Regions from separate parts of the Homo sapiens genome. Here region 1 is linked to region 2. A link is a contact called in ENCODE Hi-C or POLR2A ChIA-PET data. All regions are on one chromosome and are shown on one strand. The core of a region is the stretch at or near the end of the contact, and the rest is flanking DNA. Distances in the headings are between cores, read along the strand shown.

The links. A loop is a pair of places that touch in the nucleus more often than their neighbours do. ChIA-PET counts read pairs that join two places held with the same protein, here RNA polymerase II (POLR2A). Pooled maps may share reads with other maps.
Region 1: a loop to region 2 is called in a pooled map, with 7 times the contacts of the local background. The contact joins the promoter of SCO2 here to the promoter of BRD1 in region 2. A Hi-C loop is called at or near these places in 1 of 37 single-sample maps with no recorded cell type and 8 of 50 pooled maps. POLR2A ChIA-PET finds 5 or more read pairs at or near these places in 1 of 52 experiments (activated CD4-positive, alpha-beta T cell).

The regions. Positions count from the first base shown.
Region 1 is chr22:50,524,348-50,527,106 of GRCh38, forward strand. It overlaps SCO2 (synthesis of cytochrome C oxidase 2), which reads right to left and starts at 1,251. Exons shown (of 2, transcript NM_005138.3): 1 at 1,125-1,251; 2 at 1-77. The coding sequence starts at 64. It overlaps NCAPH2 (non-SMC condensin II complex subunit H2), which reads left to right. Exons shown (of 20, transcript NM_152299.4): 20 at 1-433. TYMP (thymidine phosphorylase) reads right to left here. Exons shown (of 10, transcript NM_001953.5): 7 at 2,229-2,391; 8 at 1,899-2,129; 9 at 1,654-1,794; 10 at 1,405-1,571. The coding sequence ends at 1,423. RefSeq lists silencers at 923-1,222, 1,433-2,262 and enhancers at 2,353-2,652, 2,461-2,759.
Region 2 is chr22:49,825,623-49,831,450 of GRCh38, forward strand. It overlaps BRD1 (bromodomain containing 1), which reads right to left and starts at 2,251. Exons shown (of 13, transcript NM_001304808.3): 1 at 1,875-2,251. RefSeq lists an enhancer at 716-915 and silencers at 1,416-1,585, 2,316-2,385.

The DNA.
Region 1 (2,759 bases), core at 1-2,500, 700 kb after region 2:
GGACCCGAGGCTTGAGCTGAGAGAGCCTGTGCCAAGCTGTGGGGCTCCGAGTCAGCAGCAGCATGGATCTGATGCTCCTGGAAACAAGCACAGGCGTCAGGAGCCAGAAGGGAAGGCCCAGGACAGTGCCTGGGCTGCCCCTGCGACTTGAGACCAGCCACCCATCTGAAGGACCCAGCCCACGTTCAGGCTTAACAGGCATTTGCAGCTGCTCACCTGAGCTCAGAACTCCACCTCCACCAAACATCCACACCTGGGCAACCACACCTGTCACTCCTGTCCTCTACCTGGGATCACCAGCCTGTCACCGCACCCTGCCCTGCACCTGCACCTCAGCAAGGTGAACCTCTTGCTGACGGAAAGCATTCCAAGTGCATGCCTTGCCTGAACTAACCACGTTATCTATTTGCAATAAACCCATTTCTTAAAAGGAGGTGGGTAACTCTCTGGCTTGCAATCCCCGAGAGCAACCGATTCCTCCAACACTTTCCTGTTACCTCCAGCCACTTCAACCAACCGCGGCCTTCCTCCACACTCCCAGCAGAAAACCTGCACGACCTACCCCCGGAGCTCAGACTCTGCCCGCCGGCTGTGTTTAACCTCTCCTGGCAGAGACGCACGACACTTCCACCCGCCACAAAACCCCACCCTCCTCACATCCAGGCTTCCCAGCAGCTCCTCCGGGCTCACAGCCGACGCCCTGCCTTTGCGTTGGTGACCTTTGAGCCTTTCCCACGGGCCCCCGCAGAAGGTTTGCTAGGTGGAGGTCTCAGGACTCCCGGTCACTGCCCCCTCCTGCTGAGGGCACCCTCCCGAGGACTCACTGCACCCCCGCCCGGGCGGTTCTGGGTTTGTGCCCTCCCCAGCAAGGCCAGCGCCCTCGTGGCCAGAAAGGTTCCAGGACCACTCGAAGCGCCGCGCGAGCGCGTTATAACTGTGCTTGGCCGCGAGAACACCGGTGCCTGCTGGGAGCCTCCCACGGGCGCCCCAGCCTCGCTCCGGCCTCCAGCGCGCCCTGGGGTGTGCCCCGCCAGCCCCGCGCAGTAGCCGGAGCTGGGAAACTACCCCGGAGTCCAGCGAGTCCTCAGGGCTACCTCCTCCCCTCCCAGCCCCGGCGTCCGCACCTCGCGGCGGGGCCGCGCGTCAGTGGACCAAGCACGAGAGGAAGCGCCGACCTCCAGCTCCCTGCGCTCTGCCCCGCCGGCTCAGGGAAAGCGGGCGCCACACGCTCACAGGCAGGGCGCAGGCGTCCCCGGAGCTGCGCATGCGCACACGGGCGCAGCCGCTGACAGGCTCTCAGCGCGTGCGCGGAAGGCGGAGCCCGCCGGGGGTCACGTGTTCATCGAGACGGCCCCCGCCTCCGCAGCCCTGGATCCTTCCGCTCCCGCCCAAGCACTGACAAGGTTTCGCGGCAAAGGAGCTTTATTGCTGCGGCGGCAGAACGAGCTCTGCGAAGGGCGAGGGGGCGGCGAATGGCGCGCGGTCGGAGAGTACGAGCGCCTCCTGCAGGGCGCGGCTCTGCGGGCCGCTGAGCGCGGGGCCGTCCCGGTGCACGCGGAGCCAGGGGGTCCCTGCAGAGCGAGGGGCTGTTAGAGGCCGCGCGGCCGGAGCTGGGCGGGGGTGCGGGGCCAGCAGGGCGGGGGCGGCGCTCACCACGGCGCAGCCTCTGACCCACGTCGACCAGCAGCTCTGCGCCCACCCCCAGGCGGAGCGGCTCCCCAGCGCGGCTGCGCCCGGCCCCGAGCTCGTGCAGCACCAGCGCCAGCGGCAGCGCCCGGACCAGCTCCACGGTGCCTGCGGGGAGAGGGGCTGAGAGGCGCGGGCTCGGGAAGGGGCGGGGCCTCGGGAAGGGAAGGGGATGGCGGAGGCGGAAGGACGGGGACTCCCCCGACGCTCACCATCTGCGGGCGCCAGCAGCTCCTCCTGCTCCCGGGCGCGAGGCAGCAGCTGCCGGCGTTCTGCGGGACTTCCCGAGCACAGGGCTCGGGCCAGACCGGGATCCACGCCCTGCGCCGCCAGCATCCGCTCGAAGCGGCCAAGGGCCGAGCCGTCGTCCAGCGCCGCGGCCACCCGGGCAGCGCCCTGGGCCTGAGTCCCCGCGTGTCCGCTGAGCCAGAGCAGGGCGCCCCCTGCGGGCGGGGACGGGTCTTAGGCGCGGCCGGGTCGGGGCGGCCCCAGCGGGAAGCACCCCCCGCCGCCTCCGCTCCCCTACACCCCGTCCCCCTCACCGAGCGTGGTGACCAGGTCCCTTAAGTCTGGCGGGCCTGCGCCGTCCATGCAGAGCAGCGCCTCCTCCACCTCCAGGGCGTGGCCCACGCAGCGACCCAGGGGCTTGTCCATGGCGGTCAGCGCTGCCGCGACCCGAAGCCCTAGGCTGGCTCCCACGCCAACCTGCGGAGAGGAGGCTCAGCGTGGACCCCCCATGGCGGGGCCTTCTGCAGCCGGTTCTTGGTCGAACTCCAGCCCCTGCTGCACCCTGGGTTGCCAGCCCCCCAGCATGAAGTCAGGGAAGGATTGGGGTGGGGAAGAGACACGAGTGAAGTGCGACACCTCGCCATGGGGCCAGGAGGAACTTGTACTTGGTCTGGGGCAGGAACGCCACAGAGGGCTTCCCCAGGTCCAGGCCGGGCCAGCCTTGACCTCTAAAGTCACAGCAGGTTAGGAAGCCGTGAAGGAGGGAGGGACTTCGGGCAGAAGAGGGTGGGACTGGGGTTAGGCAGGACTGCTGAGTGGAGGGAGGCAGTGGGGACGGGAGGGGT
Region 2 (5,828 bases), core at 1,001-3,500:
AATATTCTCAGCTGAAGCCCAAGGCATACTCTGCATCTAGCCCTGCCACGTCAGGGACGCCTGGCCTCGGGGCCCAGGGGGATCAGGGGCACCCACAGCAGCCTTACCCTGATCTATTGGGCCTGAGAAAAAGCCCTCAGGGAGCAGGCTTCCCTCTGTGAGTCCCGAAAGGAAATCCCAGCAGACTTCAAGAGCACTTCTTAAGACAGACCCTCCAGACACTGGGTATCTTTCTCTGTATCAGACAGAAATCCTCATTGTATGTTGAAACTAGATTGCAATTACCTACAGAAAGGAATAGGAGAGAAAATGTGGTCGGCCAAACCTCAGACCCCCTGCATCTCCAGGGCCTCCAGGTACCCACTCAACCCTGGATTCCTGGGGAGCTGTCAGCACAGCCACCCCCCAGCCGGCCCCGTGAGCCCTGCAGAGGTGACACCACAGCCTGCAGAGAGCGACCCTAGTGCACCCGGGACGCCGACACGCGTCATTACTGAGGTGGGGCAGAAGCAACAGTTGGTTACTCACCAGATCAGAAACGAACCTGTCATTTTCCCCTCGACAGCAAAGTCCTGAGTCGCCCTAACGACAAGCAGCCCCTGGAAACCCACTCTCTCCCAGGGAGCCGTGAAGCTCTTCATCGCAACACTTTCTACAAGGGGAGAACTGAACCGAAGGCTTCACGGCCACAGCAGCTCCATACCCTCAACATGCAACTGGGACCCGGGGAAAGTAGGCCCTCAGCAGGGCAGGGCGACCCACGACCTCCTCTGCTTCACCGCTTCCCCCCTGGGCCGGTTCTGTCCCTGGCCCTTCCACTGGGACAAGCATTTCCACTGGGAGGGATCCGCGGGGGCACACACGTAGCTTCTCAAGGAATAATTCCCTTAAGTACATCGAAGAGCCCTGCGGGCCACAGGCGGGGAAGGCTGCCCACAAGACGGCCGCTTCCATCTTCCCACCGCCCGCCCAGGGAGAAGCCGGCCACGCGCCGGGCCTCTCGGTCAAGGCCACAGGGGCCGCGGCCGCTGAGCTGTGCGAAGTTGTGTGCAGCACACAGCACTCGGGACGGCGCTGGGCCGGCCAAACAAAAACATCCGCCGATTCCACTAACTACACAACCACCTGGCGACAGACCCTCAAAAACAGACACGGGCGGCCGCGCTTTCTGGGGAGACGGGGCCGCACCCCGCGGGGCAGGGGGTCCCGCTGCTACGGATTCTCAGAACTCCCGCGTCCGCTCACAAGAGCCGCGTTTCCCGTGAACTGCGCCTCAATCGTGTCACTCGTTTTAAAAGGCCCGGGGAAGCCTCGCGTTCGTCGCGAGGCGTCTCCCTGCAAACGCCCGGGGAGGCCGCGGTGCCGGTTCCCAAGCCCGGCCGCCGCAGGCCGCGCGGCTCCTGGGCGATCTCGGGGCGCGTCCCTGCTCACAGGGAGTTCCCGTCTTGGCAGAGCTCGGCGGGCCTGTCTGTTACATAAGGGGCGGCCCGGCCGGCTCGGCGGCTGCCCGAGGCCCGACCCGACTCGAGCGCGGACTCCGGGCAGGCGCCCGCGGCCCAGGCCGCCGAGACCCACAGCCCGACTCGGCCTCCCTCGACTCCCCGGCCTGACCTACCCGGTCTCCCCGCCCGGCCTCCCCGTCTTCCCGCCCGTCTCCCCGGCCGCCCGGCCCGACCTCCCCGGTCTCCCCGCCCGGCCTCCCCGGCATCCCGGGCTCCCGGCCCGCAGACAATGCGGAGCCGCCGCCGCCGCCGCCGCCGCCAAACATGGCGTCGGCACCACAACCCCGAGAGGCCGGGCCGAGGCGGCGGCGGCGGCCGGGCGGCCCGCGAGGCGGCGGGGAGGCCTCCCCGGCCAGGCCCCCGCCCACTCACCTTCGGGGCGCCGCGGCCGCGGGAGCCCGGCAAGCGGGCGGGCGCGGGGGCCGGCGCGGCCGAGGCGGTGCTAATGGCGCCCGCGGCTCCTCCGCCAACGGCCGCGCAGGCCGGGCCCCGCCGCCGCTCCTGGGCGCGGGCCCCTCTCGGCCGCGGCGGCTCCGGGCCCGGCAGCGGCGGCCGCGGACTCTCGGGCAGCGGCTCGCGCGGCGCGGGCTCGGGCTCGGGGCCCAGCTGGAGGCCCGGCTCGGGGGGCCCGGCCGGCGGGCGCGGGCGCGGGCGCGGGAGCGGGCGGCGGGCGGCGGGCGCGGGACGCGGGGCTGGCTCGGACTCCAGGGCCGGGTCGCTCGCTCGCTCCCCAGCGAAGCAAACAATGCGGCGAGCGCTCCGCCCGGCGCGCTGCGTGCGAGACGCGCCCCGCCCGCCGCCGCCATGACGCGCGGACTCCGCTGCCTCGGCCGCGCGCGGGGGAGGGGGCGCCGCGAGGAGCGGGGGCCAAAGGGGGCCCTGAGGCGGCGGGGACCGGGCTGGGAGTGGGGGGTCGGGAGGATGGAGAGTGGGGGCCCTTGAGTTAGGGAGGACCGGGCCAGAAGGTCCCTGAGGGGGTCAGGAGGATGGAGAATGAGGGGCCCTGAGGCAGGGGGACGTAGGCCTAGGAGTGGGGGGCCCCGAGGCAGGTGGGGAGCAGCCGGGAGTCGGGGGCTTTGAAGCAGGGGGGTACCGGCTGGGAGTGGGGGTCCCTGAGGCAGAAGGGCATTGGCCCAGGAGTGGGGTCGCTGAGGCAGGAGATGGCCCAGGAGTGGGCGGCTCTGAGGCAGGGGCTACCACCGGCCTGGAGTGGGGGGCCCACAGGCGGGGGGACGGGCCGGGAGTGGGGGTACCTGAGGCAGAAGGACATTGGCCCGGGAGTGGGGGGCCCCGAGGCAGGATGGGGGAGCAGCCGCCAGTCGGGGGCCCTGACGGGGGAACGGCCAGGAGTGGGGGTCCCTGAGGCGGGGGGGACCAGCTGAGAGTGGGAGTCCCTGAGGCAGAAGGCCATTGGCCCAGGAATGGGGGGCCCTGAGGCAGGGGGCGATTGGCCCACGAGTTGGTGGGGGCCTGAGGCAGGGGGCGATTGGCCCACGAGTGGGGGGAGGCCTGAGGCAGGGGGCGATTGGCCCATGAGTGGGGGGCCCTGAGGCAGGAGGCTATTGGTCCGGGAGTGGAGGTCCCTAAGAGGACAGAGGGGGCCCTGCGGGGGCACTGGGTGGGAGTGGAAAGGGCACTGGCCGGGACACGCGACTAGGTAGAGGTGGGTGGTGCAGCCGGGCTGGGGAGCCTCCCCTAGTGAGTGTCAGGCCCGGTGTGCAAGTAGTCCTGCCAGTGTGAGGGCCCTGCCGAGGCCGGCGTGAAGCAGATGCCCTTTAAGGTTGCAAGAAAAGGCCCCTGCGGGTGGGAGTTGAGAGGCCTGAGTCTCTGCCTTCACTTTGGCCTTTTGTGTAAACTCTAAAATTCAGTGGGGTCATAACAATTTTCACTCCAAGATTAAATCCCAAATGTTTTAAGGTGAGGCAGGAGCTCCTTGGTTTCCTTGAGAATTTGTGATCAGGACGATGGTGCTGTGGAATCCCTGGGTTCCAGCAGCACAGCCTGTGGCATCCAGGCAGGCCCCTCAGGAAGAGCAGCTGTCCACCCTGGGACAGACCGTCCCCACGGGGGCAGCCGAGCGGCCCCACTGCTCGGGGCACTGCACCAAACACCTTATTGGGAGTGGGGTGGCCTTGTTCGCCCAAGTGTCCCTGATAGGGGCCAGGCCCCACAGGCCTTTTCCTGGCCAGTCCTCATGCCCATGGCACCCAGTGTGTGGGTTGTGACGTGACGACTCAAGGGCAGGTAGGACCCCAGCCAAGGCCCCAGTGGTCAGTCCTGATCTAGGACTCCCTGCAGACACACCCTTGAGCTTAGGGGGTACAGGCCACTGGGGCCCTGACCTCTTCTGCACCAGACCCAGGAGCTTCGTGTCACCTCCATTCTACAGATGTCTGTTTACCTGTGGCCAAACAAGCAAGCTGAGCCCGAACGCTTCTCTCCTCCACCTCAGGGAAGCCAGATGGAAACCAAGCTGGAGGTTCTCCACAACACAGAGCAAAAGTAAGACACAGTCTCATGAAAGAGAAGATGAAAAGACACGAAACCCTTCACAGAAGAGGAGACGGGGACAGTGGCCTCTCAGACAATGCAGGTGATGCTCAGAGGAGTGAAGAACAAAGCCTCGAACGTAGGCATGTCACAGGGATACTCAGGAAGGCCTTCGGAGAGGATCTTCTTTAGAATTCAGACTCATCCTACAGAGGAGGGGTTGCCAAAATACTAAGAGAATTGAACCGTAACTCATACACAGTGAAACTAGCGTTCCAGTGAGACAGCAAAATAAAGGTGTCTTCACCGCCGGTTAACATCCACATTTACCACACACGCAGTCTGTAAAAGTACTAGAAGAAATACCTTAACAAAGTGAAAAGTGGACCCAAGAGTAAGACGTGGATGCCAGCAAGTAAATCAGTCTGGTCCGTTAAAAGAAAATCAACCTGAGAGAAATCCCGGATGAACTCAACATGACACATGGTAAGGCGGGGCGCAGAAGGAAGTGAAAGTGCACGAAAGCTCTTGTATTGTTTGGTTCGAGGATTTTAGAATCGATAGAAAAAAAGGTTAAAAATTTTAGCTGGGCATGGTGGCTCACACCTGTAATCCCAGCACTTTGGGAGGCCGAGGCGGGCAGACTACCTGAGGTCGGGAGTTCAAGACCAGCCTGATCAACATGGAGAAACCCCATCTCTACTAAAAATACAAAAAAAAAAAAATTAGCCGGGCGTGGCGGCGCATGCCTGTAATCCCACTACTTGGGAGGCTGAGGCAGGAGAATTGGTTGAAACTGGGAGGTGGAGGTTACAGTGAGCTGAGATGGTGCCATTGCACTCCAGCCTGGGCAACAAGAGCAAAACTCCATCTCAAAAAAACAAAAAAAAAAAGTTTTAACTATCAGAAAGTTTCCACAAGAATGGTGGAAAAAGAATTTACCACTTTCAGAACAGCTGAGGAAAAAGCGAAATGAAAAACGACAGCAGCAACAACAAAAAAAAAACAGGAATGAGTAAAAGATAAAATCATGATAAATACAGAACATAATATGAGTTGGCAGAACTAAGTTCAAACATTTGAGTAATCAGAGGAATGTGATTGGATTAAATGCATCTATTAAAAGACAACCTCTCTGAATGGAATATAAATATGGTGAAATATTCTTACAAGAAATTCACCTGAAAAATAACAGATGAAAAATAAAACGATGGGGCCAGGCACAGTGGCTCATGCCTGTAATCCCAACACTTTGGGAGACCGAGGCAGGTGCATCACCTGAGGTCAGGAGTTCAAGACCTGACCAACATAGTGAAACCCCATCTCTACTAAAAATAGAAAAATTAGCCAGGCATGGGGGCACGTGCCTGTAATCCCAGCTACTCAGGAGGCTGAGGCAGGAGAATCACTTGAACCCAGGAGGCTGAGGTTGCAGTGAGGCAAGATTGCCCCACTGCACTCCAGCCTGAGTGACAGAGCAAGACTCCATTTCGTAAATGAAAGGATGGAAATTATCATATGTTTGTTCCTCAAAAGGCACCATAAAGAGACTGAAGAATGAAAAACTAAAAGATATGTACACCTTGCAGATGATTAGTATTTAGAATATATAGAGAACCCCTTCAGATCCATTAGAAAGAGACAAACAAGCCAACAAAATGATGCACAAAACCCAAATCAACAAAGAAACCCATGTCATAATCAGGCTTCTTGCAGAGAACATGGAAAGGCCAATCATCTTACTAGTAAATTTGGAAATGCAAACAAAATACACACCAAATAGGCACCAGCGTTCATATGTGGCAATACTCAGCGATGGCAAGATGGCAGAGCAAT